Regions from separate parts of the Homo sapiens genome. Here all the other regions are linked to region 1. Evidence: chromatin loops called from intact Hi-C (ENCODE). Cell type or tissue: GM12878. All regions are shown on one strand. Region 1 has its middle 210 kb from the start of GUCY2F. Region 2 has its middle 290 kb from the start of GUCY2F. Region 3 overlaps GUCY2F (guanylate cyclase 2F, retinal).

What was found. A loop is a pair of places that touch in the nucleus more often than their neighbours do. Peaks named below come from ENCODE experiments on the same cell type or tissue, not always from the same donor. Only the 100,000 strongest peaks of a DNase experiment are listed, where the experiment ranks them.
Region 2: a loop joins it to region 1, with 4 times the contacts of the local background. A loop is called at or near these places in 2 of 110 quality-filtered maps.
Region 3: a loop joins it to region 1, with 4 times the contacts of the local background. A loop is called at or near these places in 2 of 110 quality-filtered maps.

What each region holds. Positions count from the first base shown.
Region 1 is chrX:109,266,331-109,274,330 of GRCh38, reverse strand. No RefSeq gene overlaps it. Among named protein-coding and RNA genes, the nearest start is that of GUCY2F, 210 kb to the left of the region's middle. RefSeq lists enhancers at 2,731-2,950, 3,031-3,330, 3,441-3,490. In GM12878, no CTCF peak of the experiment used is centred here; a DNase peak (open chromatin) is centred at 3,160; H3K27ac peaks cover 1,209 bases.
Region 2 is chrX:109,183,929-109,191,928 of GRCh38, reverse strand. No RefSeq gene overlaps it. Among named protein-coding and RNA genes, the nearest start is that of GUCY2F, 290 kb to the left of the region's middle. RefSeq lists enhancers at 6,862-7,429, 7,997-8,000. In GM12878, no CTCF peak of the experiment used is centred here; DNase peaks (open chromatin) are centred at 4,026 and 7,028; H3K27ac peaks cover 390 bases.
Region 3 is chrX:109,380,442-109,388,441 of GRCh38, reverse strand. It overlaps GUCY2F (guanylate cyclase 2F, retinal), which reads left to right. Exons shown (of 20, transcript NM_001522.3): 16 at 3,160-3,258; 17 at 6,230-6,324. Among named protein-coding and RNA genes, the nearest start is that of GUCY2F, 98 kb to the left of the region's middle. In GM12878, a CTCF peak has its summit at 3,453 (motif pointing right); no DNase peak of the experiment used is centred here.

The DNA.
Region 1 (8,000 bases):
GCCCACCAATGAGGAATTTCATATAGAATTGTAACAATGTTAATTATAATAATACTCTGCATAGGTTTATGATTAAGATCCTGCAGCATCTCATCCCTCATATGTTTCCAAGGCACATTTCTTTTTTAATACAAGTATCTTTTTCACCTTATGAATGTTAAGTACTACAATGGTTTCTTTTGCACATTTCTTTTCTTGAAAATAATGTTTTAAAAGCTTGTATTCATTAATTTATAGAAGCATGCTTTACTTTTAATGACATTGTATCCAAGATGTTGCTAGCCAAGCCTTAACTGTGTTCCTTGTTTCTGTCCCTCCTTCCACTTTTTTTATGTCTTGTAATTATAAATAATGAAATGTTAAACTAGACTGGATTGCATTTAGAACTTTCCCCAAAGGCCCCAGCAAAGGACCTGGGGATGAGCCAGTGTTTCACAAATTTGGTTTGGACATGTACACTAGAGGTTTCCCAAGTCTCCATTCTGCCAAGTTGGCCTAGCAATCTCCCAAGAATCACTTGTCCTGCTGTGTTCTGCCCCATGGACTTCCAGGGGATCTATTCAATTGGGCCCTTGTGTTCTAAGAGGCCCGGGTATTCTGATATCTGAGGCGTAACTAAACAAACCCAGCAGGGGATGGGGAGCTGCCTGGGTTACCACCATAAGAAGAGCTGTTCCCCTCATCCATCTCTCATCACAGTTCCAAGAAAACATTAAGCACCTGGTTGCAGAGGAGAAGACACATTGCCTGGACTCTTATGCCTTCTGTTCTGTAAGAGCCAGGGGCACACTCAACTAACAGACACACTGACACCAACAAATGACTGGAAAATACAAAAATGGACAGCATTAAATGGTGGTGGTGATGGTGGTAGTGTGTGTGTGTTTATGTGTGTGTGTTTTAAAGCTATATAAATTGAGATTTTCTTTCTAGGCCTTCTAGCTTTTTCTAGAAGAATTAGGGCAGGGATGGACGTAACTTCAAATTGACTCTCAGCCAGTACCCTTCTAGGCCCATGTCTTTATGCTTCCTCCTCCCTTATCTCTTTTTTAAAAAGGAAAAGAAAGTCCTGTGGGAAGGCCACGTGCTGCTGTATTTTTACAATTTTATTTAGTAGAGGCAAAGATGTAAGCATTTTACATGTGCTGTCCCTTCTCTCCTGCCACTCTTCTATTTCTTCCTCCTTCTGGTGTCTTTTTCAGCCCCTTTATTCCTAATTTATCTCTGTTTCAACCTATTCTCTATATTTGTTTCCTAACCCCTAAAAACATCTCTTTCTGGAGATGATAGCTGGGTGGTGGGATGCGAGAGGAAGACAGAGGGAGAAAGAAAGAGAGAGAGAGAAATGGGACAAAGATGGGCGGAGACTATGGAAAGGCAGGCATTCCTCTCTGTCCTAGCATGCATCTTCTCTGACTTCCCTTCATCTTCAGAGAAACTAATACTAATAGGTACCATACAATGAATACTTAATATGTGCAAGTGGTTTCAATACATCATCTCATTTAATTTTTGTAATGACTCTGCAAGCTGGTAACATTGCTCCCATTTTACAGATGAGAAAACTACAAAGGTTCAGCAAGGTGAATCAAGTGGAGTTGGACCACTAAGATTTGAATCCTGGCTCTGCTATCTACTAGCTAAATGAGCTTGGGCATGTTGCATTTCTCTGTGTCCCAGTTATCACAATTACTCTACTCTAGAAAGGTACATAGCATGTGTCATCCTTGCTAGAAACTCACATTGTTCATCTGCTAAACTCCTATGCACCAACTTGCTGATAGAAGGGAACCATCCCAGATGCACTTCAGGATACTTCTTCTCTTCCCACGTGGTTTGTGCATATGGACAAAGATGTTTGGAAGACTTGGTTGGTGGGCATTTCAGGCCATTCATTCATTGCACAATTAAACCAAAAAACAACTACTTGTTGTGGATCATGCAAAGCACTGAGAAGACAGTAGTGAACGACAATACATGGCCCTTGTTCTTATGGAATCACACAAATAAATGCAAAATTTTCATTGCAGCAAGTGCTACAATGGATCCAATGGGCAGGAACATAGTAATATAACTGAGGGAAACTTGGAAAACTTCCTTTAAAAAGTGATGATGGAGGTAACTTCTGGAGAAAGAGAGGTAGTTGATTCTTAAGGAGTGAGAAAGAGCTTTCCAGAAAAGGAAATAGCTTGCACCTTGTAGTAGGAGGGAGTGTAGCAGATATAAACTGAAGACAGATGAGTATGTCCAGAGTGCAAGGAATGCGCAGTATGTGGTAGGGTACTGTCAATATGTCAGGCTAGCAGGTACCTCTTTGAGGACTCAGGTATGTGTGGCACTCTTCCATCATACTATATAAGCATGGAGATGGTACACCAAAGATTTTCTAGGGCAGTCATGAATTCAAATTCCATAGTGTTGTTGCCATAAGCACATTCATAGTGTCAGTTTATGTGTTCTAATTTAAAGCTGAGAAAAGAGGGTAGCTGTATGCCTTCTCAGCTCCCCGGGGATGTCTATTTTGTGGAACAAATGGGTGGGCCTCAAGAAGTTTCAAAATAGAGAAGGGGTACTAAGACTCAGTATACCAGGGAAGAGGCAGTTACACTAGGTGGTGGCATTGGCTAGGCATCTTTCTCATTGGTTCCTCATCACTTTCTGACTCCCTTCTTTATTCTCTATTACCCCAAAGCCCCACCCCCTTGAAGACTGGAGTGCTGGTCAGGTGGGCCAGCATCAGGGTAGGATTTCCATTTGTGGCAGCTTAAATTAGTCAAGGTAATGAGTTAGAATTTTAAAGAGCAAGAAGAGCCAGGGGATGATGACAAGTCTGTTCTTAGAAAGCACTAAGGGTCAAAAGCTGAGTGTGGCAAGCCTAAGGGGTGAAAGCAGGGTCACAAACAAACAGGAGACAGTTCCAAGAAGGACTGGAGTCAGGTGTGCAAAGGAACAGAGAAAGAAGTGAAGAGCAAGAGTAGGAGTGAAGTGAGACGGTTCAAGGCAATTACCTCAAATGAGGCCCTGAAAGCTGGGACTCATTTTCTTTGGCTGTCTGCCATGTAGTATGTGGGTGAGTTGGCCCAGTATAATGGCATGGGTCTGGGACTTCCCCGATTTGCTCAGGGAGAAGTTATGACTTGCCTGGGAGCATTCTTGAGGTAGAGGGCTGGTTCTCACCAGTACTTTGCTAATCCACAACCTTTCTCTTACACCAGCTCCTGAAACTGGCCAATGTGGAACTGAAAGTTTCAGCACCTGCTCTTCCCCCAGCCTCTGGTTGGCATGGGGCCATGGGGGAGGATATGAGTAGGCTGGGCTTAACCAAAATACTGGAAGCCACCTACCTCCTGTGTGGGCAGGATTAATAGGAAAGAGAAGACAAAGAGTTTCACAATTTCATGAACTGTAAAGAGGCTCAGCAAAGTCTTCATGTACTTAGTAGGGTGGATGTAAGTTGAGAGGCAAAAGTATTCAGTGATTAAAGGTGTTAATCTTAAAAGCATACAATCTGAATTCAGATCCCAGCTCTGCCACATGATGGCTGTGTGATCTTAGGTGAGTCACTCAACCTTTCTGTGTCTCATTTTTTCTACAGTAGGAAAATGAGGATAATGATATTTGTCACCTAAGATTGTTGGACAGTTTAAGTGAAGGAATGCATGTAAACTGCTTAGCACTGTGTCTGGCATATAGTAAATGTTTAATAAGTAGTAATGGTTATTTTTACTGGAAGAAAGCTGGATAGAATCTCCTATCTGAATGATCTCTCCAAGTGCTTGAAATCTACAGGGGTTGGGATGGTGTTTAGTAATGCAGAAAAATGGCAAGGATGGAAATCATTACTCCAATTGTTGGGTTAAAGGTGCATTCTAGATGTAGGAAACTCCTAAATGGGAACTCAGCATAGATAAACCAGGGAAAGAAGTCATATTGTTGCATAACATGTACTAGCAGAGGTTTAGTCTGATGGCCCTTGGCAGTAGCCCAGGGTTGACCCATTGATAGGTAGGTCTGGGACTTGGCTGGGCAGGGGATAGCTGGAACAGCCAAGAACAGGCAGAACCAGAGGAAGAATGCAAACCTTTGCATGAGAAGCACTGAAGAAACAAATGAGAAGACTTGAGATGATCATGTCTGGGATAGCAGTGTGAGGATGGACACAGGATGCATAGCCAAGTTCAGAAGGCATGTACCTACAGGGACCAGTCCAGAGGGAATGAGGAGCTAGAGCAGCAGCAATTTGAGTAGGTTCACTGTGACTGCCATGAAAGGGTCCCTGAGGGCAGGTATTTGGCTTTATTGGCTGCCAACTCAGTAGTGTGTGGGTGGGGTGGCTTGGGCTGGTTGGTATGGACTGTGGCAGAGAGTAATAACAATATTACTGCCAGGTGGATATAATTTCTGTTTTACAGTGGAGAAAACTTAGAATTAAAGGCATCAAACAATTTGTCTTACATAGCACAATTAATCGTTAGCAAAGATGGGAATATGGGAATAATCCCTAAGAGAACATCTGAGGTAAAATGAACAGTAAAGCAAAGTTTCCTCATGGTGGCAGGGGTGGCATGGGGGCAGAAACCGTAAGTACAAGAGAATGTAGGCAGTTGTTACTCTCCCTGAGACTGTGTATATTAGAATTGCTGCATTATAAAGAATGTAGTATGATTTAGTAGTTAAGGAGTGCTTTCTGGAGCCATATTGCTTAGACTCAAAATCTGGCTCCTCCACTTACCAGTTGTATGACCAACTGTATGAGCAAGTGACTTAATCTCTCAGAGCCACAGCTTTCTCATCTGTAATGTGAACAAATGGTAGTACCTACTTCTTATGATTTTTATGTGATTTAATTAGTAAAGCACTTAGAAAAGTACCTGGCTCATAATGGGCACTATCTAAATTTTACCAATTAATAAAATAATAATAATTAGAGCAATAACAAGGACTAGTTTAGATAATGCATATAAAATACTTACCACAATGCCTGCACATGGTAAATGCTCAACAGAAGAATTATTATTATTACTATAAATACTCTACAGCAATAACAATTAGGTAAGCATTGGTCTCAGGAGGAGTTAACTAGCCTCACAAACCCGTGGTAGACAACCTTTATTCTAGAAATCTGAGAAAGACCCATTCTTCTCCTACAAATACAGCTCCTTCTTTCTATATTTATAAAACTGCCAAATAAATGAACTGTCCTAGGAGGTATAGTGCTCCCATCATAGCAGGCACTAAAGCACAAGCTAGCTAATTGCTAGGCAGGGTTGCTGTATAGGATACTGACAGACAATAATAACAATGATAGCTAACAGTAACATAGGTACTCCTAGTATCCCCATTTTATGGATGAGGAAACTGAGGCAAAGAGCACTCAAGTCCTTTGCCTGAGATCACATAGCCAGTAAGTAGCAAAGGTCCCTTTCAACCCCCTGACATCCTCTTGTGAAACATAGTAGATTCAGTCCCCAAGACTGTAATATGAATAATATTATTGGCTTCCCTTTTCTTCTTGTCAGGATGAAAGGAAGTGATGGTGAGTACTGGATTAGAGCTATAAGATTTAAAAGAGGAAAAATATAAAAGAAGACAGTAGGGCCAGTGGCACTTCAACAGACAAACTTTATCAACTCACATCTTTAGGGAGGTAGCCTCAGTATATTGAACCTAATCTCATGAGATCTGAACTGCCTGAGCTCTCTCTCCCAGGAGTCCTCAGGGGATTTTGAGATTAGAGCTGGCCCAGAATTACCAATTGGAGACACAAGTGCCCACACAAAGTTGTTCTGCCTGTTCCAGGTCTGTAGGGAGCTGACTCACATTTTGCTTACTACAATGGGCTCTATTTCAGTATCAGCTTGATCTCTTGCCAGAGCTGTGTTCAAGGAGGAGAGGTAAGAGAAGAGAGGGGATTCCTGGCCTGTGGGATGGTTCAGAAATGGGAATAAGGAAGTCATATTTTCTCACTCAGGAAACAAAGTGGCTGGAACAAAAAGTTCAGGTCAGACAGTAGCAAAAGCTGAGGGAAGACACTAGCAGGAACTGAAGGAAGTTCAGTAAGGAGGGGTTAGCTAGAGAGGACTTTGACACATAAGTTTGGATCTTCTATTCCTGCACCTATTCTCTGACATCAACTGGGTGTCCTATGATTCAGTTCAATTTGAGCACTAACTACCTTGAGTATCTGAACAGTGGAATGACATCCAAATACTCCAGAAAGATTCTGGCTGACCTATGCACACTGCACTACAGTGATCTGAGACAGCAGTTCAAGGAGATTTGAAGATAGAAAGGTCTCTGAGAGGCTATGCGATAGCCCAATCTAAACGGAACTAGTTGGTAAGGGGATGGAAGCCACAGGAAAAGAACTGGAAAGAATGGATAAGAAAATAAGTGGTTGACACCATGGAAAACTGCTTATTCAGTTACATCTTTATTCAAGATAAGTCCTCTGTCTAGAACCCACTTCTTACATTCCTTCACTTGACTAACACTCATCCTTCTAAACTTACTCCATTTTCTGTGAAAGTTTCCCTGGTCTCCCAGATTGTATGAAAGTGACTTGTTCATGTATCTATTTTGTCTACAATATTTAGAGTTTCTTAAGGGTAATTTCTCTTTCTTTCTTTCTTTCTTCCTTTCTTTCTTCCTTTCTTTCTTCCTTTCTTTCTTTCTTTCTTTCTTTCTTTCTTTCTTTCTTTCTTTCTTTCTTTCTTTCTTTCTTTCTTTTCTTCTCTTCTTTCTTTCTTTCTTTTCACCAAATATTTCTTGAATACTTACTACAGTGCAGGGAAATAAAGAAAGAACTTGGGACAGACATTCCACCTGATTCTGGTGACACTGGGTTTGGAAATTGATTGGATGTCTTATGTGAAGCTATCTTAGTGACTTCCAGAGAAAATAAAATCTTTTGGTGTCACTAGCATAGAGGGTGTGGTAAAATAAAAAATATATTTGGGAATGGAATTTCCCAAGTGATAGGACTGTCTTTGTTACAATAATGAGGTGACTCATAGGGAGTAGAACTGGGTAGCTTCAGGATGATGGTTGGTTGCCAAAAAATCAGCTTTATTATTAGAAAATTGGGACTGAACGAAGGAGATATTCAAGGAGGTTACAGATTGAGTTCAATCATGTGGTCAATGATTTAATGAATCATGTCTACTAATGAAACCTCATATAAAAATCCTGGAACCATGAGGCTTAGAGAACTTCAAGGTTGGTGAATACATCAATGTGCTAAAGAGGAAGACATGCCTAGATTCCATAAGGAAAGGGCATGAAAGCTCTGCACCACTCCCCTCCCCAATGTCTTGCCCTATGTATTTCTTCATTTTGCTATACATCTGTATTATTTATAATAAAATGGTAGTCACAAGTGCAGCACTTTCTAGCAAATTATTTAGCCCAGAAAGAGATCATGGGAACCCATGTACTTGTAGCTGGCCAGGCAGTAGAATGAGTTGTTTGGGGAAAATGATATTTGTGGCTGGTATCTGAAGTGGGGACAGTCTTTTGGGACTGAGCCCTTAACTTGTGAGCATCTACACTAACTCCAGATTGTTGATGTCAGAATTGAAAGACTTTGCCCTTAATCTGTGGAATCTGTACTAGTCACAGGTGGTTATTGCCAGAATTGAATCGAATTTTGGGATACCCAGTAGATGTTAGAGAGTTGGTGCAGGAATACTGAGCAGTTGAAATCATGTGTTATTGAGTAACCTCACAAGAGTATAGCGGTAAAGGGTCCAGAATGGAGCCTTAATTGGCTAGTGATGGTACAGTGATAAAGAGAAATATCCACTATTCATGAAGGACCTTGATGTCACTCTTTAGTGTATTAGTCCTTATCCAAGAGCAGCTTCAGTTGGACTTTATGGTAGGCAAAATAATGGCCTCCTGAGATGCTTTTCATCCTAATCCTCAGAACCTGTGAATATGTTACTTTATATGGAAAAGGAGAATTATGATAATATATGGAATTAAGGTTAACCTTAAAG
Region 2 (8,000 bases), 82 kb after region 1:
GTGTAGGGGAGAGAATTCCCTGACCCCTTGTGCTTTCTGGGTGAGGTGACATCCCACCCTGCTTCGGCTCACCCTCTGTGGGCTGCACCCACTGTCCAACCAGTCCCAATGAGATGAACTGGGTAACTCAGTTGGAAATGCAGAAATCACCCACCTTCTGAGTTAATCTCACTAGGAACTGCAGACCAGAGCTGTTCCTATTCGGCCATCTTGCCAGCAATCTGGGAAAAACAATATAATATTTTCTACGGTCAGATTGCATGTGTGTGTGTGTGTGTGTTCCATATAAGCTGGAACACACACACACACACACAAACCTGACACCAAAAGTTTTCAGTGGGGAAGAAAATAGAACGGGAATGATTTTTCTCTTTCTCTATCACCATGATTGTTCCCCACTGTTTGTCTTAGCTTTTCCCCATCACTCTCAGTCTCTCTTTCACTCTAAGTTTTTCTCTCTATCTTTCTGTCTCTCTGTGTATATCTGCCTCCCACTCTATTTATTTGTATATATCTCTCTCAGTCTCTCAGTTTCAATCATACTTTCTCTCAATTTCCCCCTCTGGATGTGTATATATGTATATGTGTGTGTGTCACTGTTTCTTGATTTCTCTTTTTTTCACATTCCATCATTGTCACTCATTGTATCTCTTTCTCTCTTCTTTCTCTGTGTATGAATATGTTTATCTCCCTCTCTGTATGTTTATGTGCCTCTCACTGTGTGTCTCTATATATGAGTGTGCATCTATTTATGTCTGTGTTTGTGTCTTTGTGTGTTTATCTCTTTCCATGGGTGTCTCTGTCTCTTTCTCACACCACACTTACTCACTAGGCCTGTCTCCTAGGCCTATCTCCTAGCCATAGAGGAAACAAAGCAATATATTCTGGAACACTGCACCGATTCAGAAAGAAGTGCAGTAAAGTGGAAGCTTGCTAGATAAGCATAGGAACACCTTTCACCCTCATTCTGCTTGTTCAACTCTCAAGACAATGATGGTCTAAATGCAAATTGCTACTGAGGTTTTTTCCAAGGCCATTATTTTTAAATAAGTCAGCAGAGCTATCCTTAAATATTGGACAAAGATGAGGATGCTTACAAAGTATGATTTGAGAAAGCCCACACACAGCAAAATTTGCCGTAATTCTGTCATGCTATCTTTAGTGACTCATTTCATTAGCTTCAACATTGCCTCCTTCTGACTTTTCTCTTTGAAAATGCAAATGTTCTCAATGAGATATTAGTGGCTTATGAGAGGCAGAAGTTTCTTCTGACTACCTAGAATGGTGTGTGCATGCATGTGTTATATGTGTTTGTGTGTGTGTGTGTGTGTTATTGGAGGTGAAAGAGAATAGAAAATGGAAATAAAGAAAATTAAAGAAAAAATAGGAGATCCACTATCATTCACTGGGCAAACTTGGCCAAGTCACTTAGTTTCTGTAGACTTCAGTCAGAAAATGTAGGGAAGTAGTGATAAGGGAGTGGATTAGGTAGGCTTCAAGCCCCTCAACCCCGACTTTAATTAGAAACTCACCCCTATTACCAGGTCTCTGTATTGAGTTTTCAAACAAGATTTTGATTGAAGAAATTTAAAGAAAATAAGTTTGGAAAAAATTACTGGACTAGGTAAACTCTAAGTTCCCTTTCTACTCAGAATGTCTCTGATTCTAATCCTAAAGCCCAAGCATAGGACTACCTCCAGAAATTAGATATAGCTCATTTAAGAAAATGTATAGTAAAAGGGGATGCCAAATAATTTCATTGGTCAGTAATTCTTCAATTTGTATACTTAACTACCTTTGTTGTACTCTTTTATAAATTCCTTTGGTCATTTGACAGATTTATCCATGCTTTCTTGTAAGCATAAATTTGTAAACAAAATCCCATTTTCCTGTTGATTTACATTTTAGAGTCTAAAGTGAATATACCCACAGAAAAGATAAGAGCCTCAATATGAACAAAAACACACTTAGAATGCAGCTTAGCTTCATTTTAAAGCAGAAAACAAAAGAACAAATATTTTTCTGAAAAATATTAGTCTGTGTCTGCATCACATACAATTTGATTATGCCACCATTAAAATATCATGTTAATTTGGCATTTGGGGGAATAAAGGGGGGCACCTGGACATGGTCATCTTCCTAAAGTGTAAAATAGAAATCATATTCTCACCTCCAACAGTCCATAGGACATTTCCCTTTGAAATTTGAAGGCAACGGCTTTCATCTGACTTTGCCTTGAAAGTTGCCAGGTATGCATCACTATTATTGAATCCAGTAGCTTCACCCCATTCAGTAGACTCTGCTAATGAATCCTTGTGTTCTTTCCCATGCATGGTGTTTGTATGAGCTGAAAAGCATAAAAATTCAGAATAGTTGTTGGAAATAGCTTCATGACCCTGTTCAGCATTTCAAGTGACTTTCCAATAAAGTTCCCTTTAAATGTACTTCTAATGGTTTGTAAATAAAAGCTGTTCCCTTATCTCCCCAGCTTTGGCCTGCTGAACAATGTCAAGGAATCTTTCTATGAATCATTTGGGGTAAAGCTGAAGAATCTAATAATTGTAAGAAGTAGTCTCTAATTTGTGGCTTTTAGGAAATGTAGTTTCACATCAATTGACTCTTCCTGTAGCTGAAGAAAATCCCCAGAAATTCATATAGTTTCATAATAAGGCACATCTGTATTCTGAGTGCCTGAAAAGCCCTCTAAGATGCAAGCCAAAATATAATGCAGTGTTTCTTTTTACCAACTACTCACATGTCTCCACATTGTCAGGGATTGGGGGGCCAGGATGCATGATAATTCAGCAATCCTGCCCTCCTAATGATTCAGAGAGACCTTGGTAGAACACAGCAGCTATCTCTTTCCATTGCTGTTTAGTTGTCCAGGGAAAAATATTGCTGAGCTGTAAGAAAGATAAAATGAGGGAAGACTAGTTTGATTTGGTGGAAAATGTTAATGATAAGCTATTTGAAAATAAAATAAGTATTTTTTCAAAATTTTCATACATAATAAGGTGAAACAGGCTAACCAAGGGCTTCCTAATAGGACTTCCTCCAGGGATCTGCTTTCAAATACTGGTAGGAAGTTTAGCTAATTAGCTTAACAATTATAAATAAATGAAGGGAGTACTTTTAAAGTATTGAACAATGCATGGAAATTTTAAAGAATTTTATAAATCTTTGCAGGAAAAATTTGTTTACCATTGTAATTAGCTTGGCAAATTGGCTTCTTAGAGTATAAAAATAAAGTAGGCTGGTTCCTTGATTTTCACCAATTCCAAATTAATGGATTCCAAACTAAGGTCATTTGACTACATGCTGCCCAGCTTGTGTTCATTCAGTTCTTTCCCCTACACCTCTGCATCCCCACCCATAACTAATGTAACCCCAACAGGGTATTTTTTTCATTAATAGTAACTCTTGCATAGAAAGAAATTAGAGAAATGAGTATTTGTTGTTGGTGTTGTTCACCGTTACTCCTTCTGGAAATTGATTGAACAAAGCACTCTTCCTCTAGGCCACGTGACATAAGAAAGTGGGTTTGAAATACTGGACCCTTCTAATGAGATTGTACCTATATCTATGATGAAAAAGTTCTCTTCACAAGCTTATTGTGTACACAAGAGAAATATTAGCCTACTTCAGTGTGAAAACCTCAGCAGCAGCATTTGTATCCCCAAACTGAATGTCCTAATTATAAATGAGCCATGTCTATTTGTCAAACCACTTACAGATCTCTGAGATGTATAGCTTTGCCTTTTATCCTCTTGTCTCAGTCATTGGGATTACTTTATGTACTTGAAAGTAATGAGATTGCATTTTCCTCTCCAAATATCCTATCACTCATACTTTTCATTTAAGGCAGACTGACCTTTCCCCCCAATTAGAACAAATTAGTGACGTTTTACTTCATCTCAAAACCACTGAGCCATTGTAAGGGCAGAGTCGATGATGGGGCCCTAATGGGGCCTTGAAAGATGAGCAGGAGAAAAAGGAACAGAGAAAGCAGGACTAAAAGAAGTAGGGGTAGGGATTCAAGGGATGGTGAAGAGGGCAGGTGGTAGTAGTAGTGTGTAGGACTCAAAGGAAAGTAAAGTAAATGAGGGTGGGGTGACCTGGAGACAAAGGAGAAAAGCCTAGGGATTGCAGAGCAGGTAGGGTGTTAAGACTGCAAAAGAAGAAAAACAGACAGACAGGTTGTGAGGTACATTGAGCCTCAGAATGGGAGGACACAGGAAGAGTAGTGAAGGGGCTGCCCCATCTGCTTATAAGTGACTCATTTGCTCCTGCTCTAAGCAGGACAAAGCTCTAGCTTACTAACTGGCTGTCAGTATTTCTGTCTTACTGCCTTTTCTCTTTCATTAATAATAGTCATACATTAGGATAAATAGGTAGATAAGAGGTTGCCCAAGGAGCAATAGTTTTGTTAAAAAAACAAAGGATGGTATCAGAGTCAGACAGTTTTATATTAGATTTACTGTGAAGTCTGGCAAGCTATCTAATTTCTCAGAGTTTCACTATCCATATTCATAATTAAGGGCAAAAAATGCTACTCTCTAATGTTGTGGCTAGTATCAAATTAAATCTTGTATAGGCAAGGGCCAAGCACAGGGTCTGGCATGTAGTAAAGGCATAATAAGTTAGCCCTGGATACTCGCAACAACTTTTACAGATAATACAAAACCATGTGTAGCCCTTCATTGGTACTGTCAGATAAAAATTATAGGAGTCCATTGTTTTGGACTAAGCTTCTGCACTATGCCCCAACGGACCAGACTAAAAACAAAATGGAGTCACCCACGCTAAAGTTCCACATTACCAAACACGAACTAAGTTGTTATCTGACTTTCCCAGAAATCAGGAGAAAGAGGTAACTGCCAGTTTCACACACAAGCCAGTTTAAATCTTCAATTGGCATCATGATGAAGTTCCCTCTCCTTTTATCCTTACCAAAAACAGGGTAGCTTGAAGTAATCAATGTTAACTAATCAGTTATTTTTCTACTCTTCTGTCTCCCTGTCCTCATCTTATAAGAAATGCATCTTTGAAATAACTATTACTCTTGTTCTTTCCTTCTGTTTTCTTCAGCCCTTCTCCATCTATAAACTTCTTCTCTTCATCTTATTTGAACACTTACTCTATTTTATGAATTAATGTCACCCAATTCTAAGATCATAAATAAAGCCAATTGAGATCTTTAAATGAAATTTGTTGTAATTTTTTCTTTTGACCCATCCGGAGGCCCTGAAGGGATGTGAAAGAGACTGCTGAAGACCTGAGACCCCTTGAGGAACACAGGAAAAGGCACTGCTAAACCCATTTTCTGGAGGGCATACTCTGTCTTCCTCTTGGATCCCCAAGAGTTTTGAGTAAGTTTCTCTCAGATCTGAGCTCTGCTCTCTTTTGCATTTGAGCTCTTTGATATACTCAGCTTTGAGTGTACTAAGTCTAGTTTGTGCTGTGAGAGAGTATTTGATTTTGTGATACCTAGGATTAGTTTGTGCTGTGGCAGGGCACATGACTTTTGGATTTGTGGTGGCTGACAAGTCACTGGCAATGGCTGCATATTTTGCTGTCTCTTTGGAGATGTCTTCTGTATGGTTCCATAAAAGGTTTGAGTTAAGCTCGTAAGAATATGGCTGGACAGAAATGTAGGTTGCACCCAAATTTCGGCTGGCATATGGCCAAACAGAAATTTGGATTGCACTCCATTTGCAGATAGAGTAAAGGACTGCAGTTTTAAAGGTAACTGACAGCAGTTGCAGTAAGTGGTTATTACTGTATGGGGCATAAAGTCTGGCTTTTGGAATTTGCAGATATGTGGGATCTTTTTTCTTGCAGGCTTACTTAAGGGAGGCCTCAGATATCTGACTGCTCAGACAGAAACTGGAAAATCATTGGTGAAGTTGGTAAAGAAGATCTTAGATCTAAAGTCATTTGGGGTCTGAGAGACCCGAGATCAAAATAAAAATGAGATTTTTAATTTTGAAAGATCTGAGTACTCCATCTTCCATTAGACTTGCCCCTGTTTTTGTGTATAAGATTTCTGGCCTTGGAAGCTACAAATATTTATGAAACTGGCAAAATCTTCCAAAAGATAATTAAGAATTACCATGGCCATTATGTGGAACATTCCAGATGAACAAGTCTGTAAGAAGAGCACTTGAATCCCAAGCCTCCCAAATTACACAGAAAGAACAGGATTCTTGTTGGCATTCAGAAGCTTCAAAGAGACAATAGAATTTTAACATAGTTTTTTAAAAAAGATTCATTGCAAAAACCTAATAAAAAGCTAAAAATGCAAGGTATTTACCATACGAAGGATGATAGAACTGACATGACTCCTACCACTCCCCTTTATCCTACTTTGCTTGAATATTCACAGTGTACTCCTGAATATTCACAGTCTACTCTCTGTCTGAATTTCCTTTCTTCTCTGAAAAAAACAAACATTTTTCTTATAAGACTAGAATTACCCCAAAATTGGAGACAATCCCCAAGTGACTTACAGTCCCCAGACAAAAATGGAGCTCAGGGCCATAATTTAAAAATACCCTAAAATTAAGGAAGACTTTCAAAAGTTATCTAAAGGATTCAGGGTCTTAATTATAACTTATGACCCATGATACTTGCTCTATACCAACTAATACACATGTTAGTGGGACCTGAGAAAGCCCAAAAGTGGATAAAAGAGGCAGAATATTATTCTCTTGAGAATGATAGCAAGGACCTGACAAGCCCTACTTGGTCTATTTATGGCCCAGGCAAAATCCAAAAGATCTTAAATAACCATTTGAAAGCCATTCCCAAAGTGTTTCAGTTCATGGCAACCAACAACCTAGAATAACTTTTAGGCCTGCCCCAGGGCACTTTTCCAATTAATGACCCCTAAAACACCAGTTTCCAAAAAATTGTTGCCATTCCTAGAAACAACTAGGACACTGAAAGAGGCATTGTCCCCAGAGATTTTGAGGAAAGCCCCTAAAAGAGGCTGCCCACCTTCTGATAATCTTTATGTTAACCACCAGGACCAAAGGTCCTCTGGGGGAAGCTCCAGTAAGTTTCTACCAGTTTTTCTTTGGCCTACTCATTAATGAGCTTCAAGTTGAAGTCTAGCTAAGAAACAAGAAAAGTTGAAAAGACTGCCTATCAAATTAAATGGTCTCCAAAAGACAACTTCCAGACAATTAGGTAGCTACTTTGAAACTCTTTGTAAAAGAAATTTACATCTGTATGGGAAATCTCCATTTGTAAGGGTATTTCCCTCTTTGCACCTAAACCACTAGAAACTTTTACAATAGTAAAGATATTGGACTTAAAGTTCACATAACAAACCTTACCTTTGTTTAAGGTACTTCTCTGATCATCTTGTCTTAATTTGACCTTTACATATGCCTTTCTTTTTCTTTTGGCAAATAACAGTGTTTAGATCTGAGTTCTACAAATTATTTAACTTGTTTCATCTGGGAAGGCATCCCTTTGAAAGTACAAATTCAGGGTTTCCTAGCTAGCAATTTCTTGGGGCAATGGAATAGGTGATTGAAAGAATGTCTAACATTCACATGCTGCAAAAATGGTTAACGGGGAAATAACATGAGATAAAAACTAGTTTTGTTTAATGTCTCATAGAACTTTCATGAATAGTTTAAACATAGTTATTAAAAACAAGTAAAATAGCTATAGATGTTTATAGATAAACTCTTCAAAGTTTCAAAAATATTTTTGGTAACTTGAAACCTTAAAGTGAAATTAAGTAATAGATACTCATTTTCATGGACGTCTGTGTGAAGAGACCACCAAACAGGCTTTGTGTGAGAAATAAAGCTTTTAATCACCTGGGTGCAGGCGGGCTGAGTCCGAAAAGAGAGTCAGCAAAGGGAGATAGGGGTGGGGCCGTTTTATAGGATTTGGGTAGGTAAAGGACAATTACAGTCAAAGGGGGGTTGTTCTCTGGCGGGCAGGAGTGGGGGTCACAAGGTGCTCAGTAGGGGAGATTTTTG
Region 3 (8,000 bases), 110 kb before region 1:
AAGACTAAAAAAGAAAGGGAAAAAGATAGCTCTCCCCTGATTCCTGGCCACCGGATTATCCAGGTGTCCGGGCTGCATAATTCCTTTATGCCTACCCAAATTTACTCTCCTCCCAGTACCTGCACTAACACAGTGGGCAGCAGCTCCTTGTTCCAGGTACTAAACTCTTTTAATCTACCATTTTGGTTAGAGGCAATATTTCCATGTTTGACTATGCTACAAGATCAACAGGTATATGTTGTAGTTAGGATAATTCATTTAATTAATTAAAATCCCTACTTCTGAATTATTTTCCTCCCACATTCATTACCTACTAGCTCCTCTTGCTTCTGTATCCACTCCCCACCTTTTTCTCTCTGCTCTGCTCTTCTAGGCTCCTTTCCTTCCCCCATCCTTTTCACCCCTTTCCTACCAAACTTCTTTAAAAAAATGAATGACATCCACTGTGCCATTTCTTCACTGTCCACTCCCTCCTTAGCCCCTTTGCAATCTGACTTCAGTTCTCACCACTTTCCCCGGTCCTTGTCTGCCTTTACCTCTGCAGCATCTGGAATTCATGACAAGCCTCCCTAAAATGCTCCTCAATTGGCTTTTATGACATGCTCCTCACTCTGTGAATGCTGCTTTTCACTTTATTTACTGGTTCTCTTGACTCTTCCTGTTCTCTAACATTTTCTGCAAAGCTCTCAGTCTTGTGATCTTTTTGCTGTCTGCATGTCTCACCTCTAATTTATTACTCAACCCACAGCAACCTGACTTTCATTTCCTACCACTGTCTGATAATTCCTTTTGTCTCTAATTGTCCCTTATATTGGTCTTCTCCAGTGTTCTGTCAGGATCCACTGTTTTTCTCCTCCTACATACTCTCATGGGTGATCTCATTCATATCTGTGGTTTAACTACCACTTGTACGCTGATGACTTCCAACTCCACAGCTTTAGTGCAGTCTTCTCCCTTAAGCTTCAGCCTTCTATATCAAAATTCCTGCTGATATGCCCACCTGAATGTTCCACATGGACCTTAGACTCGACACATCTAAAACAATTATTTTTTTACCCATACAAACTTCCTGCTCTTCTTATATTTATTCTCTATTTCAGTTGGTGGTACCACCATTGACCTAGTTACTCCAGTTAGTCTTGAGAGTCATTCTCTTTGACTCCTCCCTTACTCTGACCTTTAACGTTCAACTAACTACTAAGTCTTGAACACTCTTTACCTTTTAAATATTTATTGATCTCTCTTGTCTCTTATTCACTCTCACAACCCAAGCCTGGGACACCAAGATCTCTTGCCTGGATCACTGCAATAGCATCTTCTTGCTTTCACTCTTGCCTCTTACCATCCATCCTTCTCATAGTCATCAGCATAATCTGTGTTTCCTTGTCTGTCCTTCCATTAGGCTTTAAGCTCCTTGGTGGCAGGAAGCATATCTTACTCATGTTTGTATCCAGAGTTCTTAGCACATAGCAGGCGTTTGATTTTTTCTTTTAGAGAAAAGCCCTCATCTGTCATTTGTGCTTCAGTTTCACATTTCCAACCCCCCTCAGCATACCTCTTCTTGTAGGGTTCACCATTATTTCAAATTTAACATATTTAAAACTTCAAGTCATCTTTTCCCACAAATCAGCATAAACTCACAAGCTCATGGCAATTTTCTCATGGTTGTCAATCAGACAGCCAATAAATCTGTTGATTCTTTTACGTCTCTCTTATTACTTCTTCATGGCCATCCACTTCTTATCATTGCCTCCTTTTAAGTACTTTGTGCTTGGATTACTGCAGCAGCCATCTGGAGGGTTTTCCTGGTTTTACATTTTCCCCTTTCAATGCATTTTATACACTGATCTGAGAAAAAAGATCATGCAATTCCTTGCTCAAAATTCTCTAGTGGTTCAAGATCCTCCATCTTGTACAACCCACTTAATCCAACCTTGTCTCCAGTTTCTCGTGAGCCATGTGAACTAGGCAGACTGTTCTCTCTAAGAGCTTCCCAAATTCCCTGTACAATCCCAACCACAAGCCTTTGATTTATGTCCCTTTTCCACTGTTCAAATCCTACTCACCCATCAAGACCTAGATCAAATCCTACCTTCTCCACTGGACCCTTCTTGATTGAGTCAGGTCCTAATAAGCACCTCCTCCCATTTTCTGAGTTATTATAGCACCTCTGTCTGTGCTTCTTGCCTCAGCCATATGTTGTCTTGGGTTACTGCTTAATTGCTTCCTCTTTGATAGTATCTTCTCTTCAATTAGACTATAAATTCCTGGAGAACTGAGACTATGTGTTACATTTCTTTTTTATTCCCCTTGGTGCCTAGCCGTAAAAACAGAGCAGAAGGCCAGGCATGGTGGCTCATGCCTGTAATCCCAGTACTTTGGGAGGCCGAGGTGGGGGGATCACTTGAGCTCAGGAGTTCGATACCAGCGTGGGAAATATGGTGAGACCCCCTATCTCTTTTTAGGAAAACAAAATCAGAGCAGAAACCAGAAAGTTGAAGGTGAAGAACTTTCTGGATACTCCCAAACTGACTTTTCAGTACGGCTGCTGAAGTTTTCTCAATTACCTTGAACACTTAACACAGCCATATTAAAATGTAAGAACAAAAAATGCTAAATGCAAAATATCCTTTGATTATATATACATACTGCTTTTCCATGCCCCAACACAGATAATTGAAAGTCAGCTCTATTTGTTTTCAGATTTTTGAAATGTTTTAGAATAATTCTCTTGATAGACACAGTTTGGGAACCAGATAAACCCATGAAAGCCTTTCTTCCAACCCTAAGGCACAAGAAAAAGTCACATTTTTTTCCTTACAACAAACATGTTTGGACCCTGAATCCCTGCCCAGGCCTTTCTGGTTTGGGTTTGATACTTGTTTGTCCCTGTTGACAAATATAAGCATCTCAGGTGTAACTGTTACGTGGAACAAAGGTATACATCAGAAGGGCAGTCATGTCTGCATTGTTATAAATTTGCTTTCTTGTAGGGCAAAGAGTTCACTACTCATTGTGTCTTTCTTCAGATTCACAGAGCTATATGATGGCAACTTTTATTCTTTTACAAAGATACATTCCTTCCTCTTTGCACTATTCCTCTATTAGCATTGGGTGCATACCTGTTGACTGTAATTCCAACCCCCTGATACTCTATAGGGCCGGTTGTTGCTGGAGTGGTGGGCCTCACCATGCCCAGATACTGCTTGTTTGGAGACACTGTGAACACAGCTTCTCGGATGGAATCTACAGGCTTACGTGAGTACCTAATAGAGAGATGGATAGGATGGCACCACTCTGCTATTGAGAAGGTGATTCTTCTTCAGAGAGGTGAAAGAGAGCAGGATACTTGATGTTTCAATGTTTTAAAGAAAAATAAAAGATAATTTGAGAAGATTAAGATTTATCACGGATTTTCCTGGTCTCTAATGGCAAACCAGTAGGGGGTGATGTTGGACTGAACATGTACCTTTCTTTCTCTAGAAATGAAGCTGTAGCTAAGTGACACCAAAACAGCCACTCAATTTGATAAAAACAGCTAAAATAGTATTTTGGGTAAAGAAAAAAATTGGCCGGGCTTGTGGGTTTGTGGGAGTCATGTTGAGAAAAGAACTACATAAGGGACTAATATTTTCCATTTTTCAACTAGTTTGTGGAGACGCACTGAAGCCAGCTGCCTCCCAGCTGGCTGCTGTTTGCTGTTGCAGTCCCCTTTTTGAACCAGTTAGGACCCCAGGAGTTCTGGCTTCATCAAATAGCCTCTACAATTTAGCTAGCAATAATCCCTCAATCCAAGTAGCTTGGAATTCTGAAATAATTTATTGCAACTTCCCTGTATATAAAACCCTTAGCTTCTATCAAAACAGACATACTATCAAAGATACCATTTCTTCTCTGCTTCTTTGAAAAGAAAACTGTACAAACCATATGCCATTTGTCTGTTGTTTGTAAGATGCTGGCTCAACTCTTACTCGGTTATTTACTACCACTACAGAATCACAATGTGCCTTTTGCTTATATCATGGTTGAGCAAAGCATTTTTTATGCTACTATAGGAAAAGCATAGAGAATAACATTAAATTCTATATGCAGTTTTCATTTTTCATGGATTTTGTACCAAAAAAGGGAAGAAACCACTTAAGCCCTTAGAAGGGCTTAACTCTGGCAAGACGAGTTCTTCCCAAGCTTCAGCACTGTACTCAAACTAGTCCCTGATGTTATGGTGGACTGTATCACAGTGGGTGGTGCCCTGTCTGACCCCACTTCCCATCACTCATGTGTAGAAACAGGCTTACACAATGGGTCCAGTCTTAGTCAATCTAGCCTGTGCTGCCATGATTAAGGAGGCAGTATGGAACTTAGAAGCTGTTGTCAGAATAAATTTTCTGACATCTGGGAAAGTCTTCAAACTCCTTAGATATGGCAGAGGCCATGGAAGTAGTCATCCAGGAACTGCTGCATTAATATAACTTTGCATATGACTTTACTCTTGAAGTGCAACCCAAGATGAAGTGAAATTTATCATGGAACTGCAATGCAGATTTGGCACAGTATTCTGGACTGATGTAAGCTTGTAGAAGGCTGAAGTCATATTCTGGTCTGAACCAGGGAAAACTCCACACATTTCACATTGGAAATACAAAGTTGAGACCAGAAATTGAATTTTGAGATGTAGACAGCACCTTGCCCAGTGATCAGCTAGAACGAAGAAAATGGAGTGAATCACCCACAGCAGGTGTTTATTAAGCACTGACTGTGCAAGGAAGTTATTGTGAAGCATACAAAGAAGTATACGCGTGTGCTCTCTGTGCTAAAGGAGCTGGTTAATGTGCTTTTCTAAAAGCTAATGACTATGACCCAAATATGACATTAAGCTCCACAACTGAATGGAGATCTGTAGAGAGGTAGCCTCTCCTCACATTGGATATGAAATCAGGACATGTCACATATCTATTAATAAAAAAATTATTTCATCAATATCTCCTTTGTGCTCAGTTGAAACCACTGAGATTCTGGAATGGAAGTGACTCGTGACCCAGTCCTGGAGTGATTCTCCCTACCATACAAGTGGATGGTGGTTGGTATGAGCTATCTCTCTTTTAAGCTGTGTGTTCCCTACCATCAAGATTACTCTACTGAAAGGCTCCCTGAAGACCAGATGCTTGTGGGATGCACACATAGGACTGGCTAGGAATATACTGGCTGGGCATGTGTATTTTAGGAATAGGTCAACCTTTTTTGAGTAAGGGCTTTGGATGATCATGAGTTAATGAGGAAGGCACAAACAAACAACAGTACTGAGCTATCAAGAGAAAGAAAGTCACTGTGAGTATACACAGCAGAAACTCCTTGCAGTTCTCTCCCGCCATGCCTTCCTACTCAGGTTGTAATCAGCTTTTTTTTTAAAAAAAATGATTTTCTCAAGCATGTGTGAAAACTAGCCTTGGACTTTTATTTAAGACTCAACCTCAACAAGGTCTCACTTCATAGGGTGACAGTTTTTAGAAATGTCAAGGATCTTACCTGAGTGAACAAGTGATTATTCTTAATCAAATAATTACCCTTAGGTTCTAAATAAAATTTTAACGTGGCAGTTCCCTATGTAAATCTCTTATCCCAGATTGAGATCATTGGTTAGAAAATAGTACATTCATGTGTAAACACAGCTAGGTGCCCCCACCCAAACGTCAGCTATAAATGTACAGTCTTCATAAAATATTTGTTGAAAGAGTTCTTGGGATATTTCTCATTGATGTTTTATTTTTAAGTGTAGCAATGTTGAGAGAGAGTTGTAAGAATGCATATGGAAAAGACATCATTTTGCCTAAGATATGTAAAGCATGAGAGTTCAGCCATAGTAGCAGCCTGTGAAAGAAGCTGCTGAAGTCAAGCTTTCTTCAAATGACGTCACGTTTCAGCTGAGAGCACAGTAGATGCTGGTTTCTCCATCTCAACCTTTGAGTTAAATTAACACCTTTCTATTGCATGGCCTTTCATTTAAGATAGTGTCTAGGAGGCTGATAGGTGCTACAACTAATGCCTTATTTCGGCCTGGTGAAGAAGGCCATCACTCCGTCTCCTCCTCTTGTGAAACCCTAAGTAAACCTCTCTCAGGACGTTGCTAATGGTCTAGTTCATTTACAAGTGAAGACATTTATTACATTGACATTTTCTCATTAATTTTGCCAGTGAGAAAGGAGCCCAAATCATGTCTCTCCTTCTTTTGCAGCTTATCGCATTCATGTCAGTCTCAGCACTGTTACAATTCTTCAAAATCTGAGTGAGGGCTATGAAGTGGAGCTTCGAGGAAGAACAGAGCTCAAGGTATAATGTCTTTTTGTTTTTTGAGCCAGACTACTTGGATACACCTGCTTCTGGAGAGGTCATGGTCTGCTGAAAGAGTTTACCTGGGAGTCTGAGACTCAGAGCTATAACTTGGGCAGAATCTTCAGCCCCATTTGGGGTTCCCAAAAGATTGCTCCATTTTGCCTCAATTTTCTTCTCTTTAAAATATGGCTACAGTGGGGAGGAGTATTGAGATTTTTTCTGCATTTTTCAGACTGTAAGTTGTATCTTTCTCTCTTAAAGAACTGCACAGAATTTGGCTTTCCAATGAGCTGCACTATTATTTACATTTTCTAACCTACATTTTTTCACTCTTTGGCAGTGCCAGACATTGTTCAATAAGCCATAGTAATTGTGAGTTTGGATTTTCTATTCACTTTCTCAGTGGCCACCCTTCCTGGGTGAAAGGCACCCATTGGCACACTATTTGCAGAGAGACTTTTTCTTTCCCTAAGAAACCAGGAGGAACAAAGTCAGTTTCTATGAAAGGCAAACATTTTGTAGCCCCTTTTTCCCTGTTAGAGTTATCACTAGACCTGAGATATAGGATTAGAATAATTTTAGTTTTCTTTTTTTGCCATTTCCACTGTGTTCTATTTATCTATTTCTGAATGACCAAAGACCACCGGTTGACCCAGTTGTAAAAGAGCTCAGTGATAAAATAATGTAACTCCCTCATTTTCAGATGAAAACCAAGGTCCAGAGAGGTGAAGTAGTTTGAGCAGGGTCACACAGTCAACTGATAGCAGAATCAGGTCAAGACTCAGGAAGCCTGACTTCCTTTTTAGTGACCTTTCCATGACACCATGCTGCATAAAGATGATTTTCTCAGTGACTATTTTTGGGCAAAGCAAGAGCAGGGCACTAAGTGATGCACAATTAGCTTCTGACTTTGGCATTCCTTTTCTAAACAGTGGCAAGTTACATGTAGCTAGATTTCAGATGTTAAAGTTTGGAAGGTCTAACTCTAGTTGACAACTTCCTCCTATGGCTAGTCCTAGTTTTTTCCTTCCAATAGGTCATTAGTATCTTCCAGGAGGTTGGATGAGTCACTTACAAGGGGACAGAGGCTCCTTTCCCACCTCTTGCAGAGAACTCAGACAGTAAAATGTTGGGGACAGGGATATTACTTGGGCAGCGAATCTAACTGTCCAAAGCTTTTGTGATCCTTCTATACATTCTGTCATATTTCAACAGAGGAGTAGAAATGCAGCTTGGTTTCCTGAAGACCTTTTCCTCTGCATTGCTGGGCAGAGGCCCCTCATTTAAAAGCTGAAGGGTTGCCACTTTTGAAACTGAAAAACGAAAATGCATCCCTGTCCCAATGGTTTTTATTGTCCCACAAATTCAATTCAGGAGCACTCACATCTTTGGGTGTTTCAAGTACAAAATCAGGACTTAACTTCAAAAGGGCCCTTTGCAGCTTCATGGTTTCCCCAACCCCAGGGAATTTGGGAACATTTCACAGCAAGTTGGAAGAAGAGCCTTTCTCTGATGCCACATTGGGCCTGGATTATTGTTGTGGCAGGGTCCTTATGAGGAGGAGACATTAAGAGGGAAGAGAAGAGGGCGCCTCAGAGGAAAGGAAGGGGCAAGGGAACAAGGAAGAGGAGAGGAAGTAAGGCCCAAGGAAAGGTCAGGAGAGGAGGAGAGAT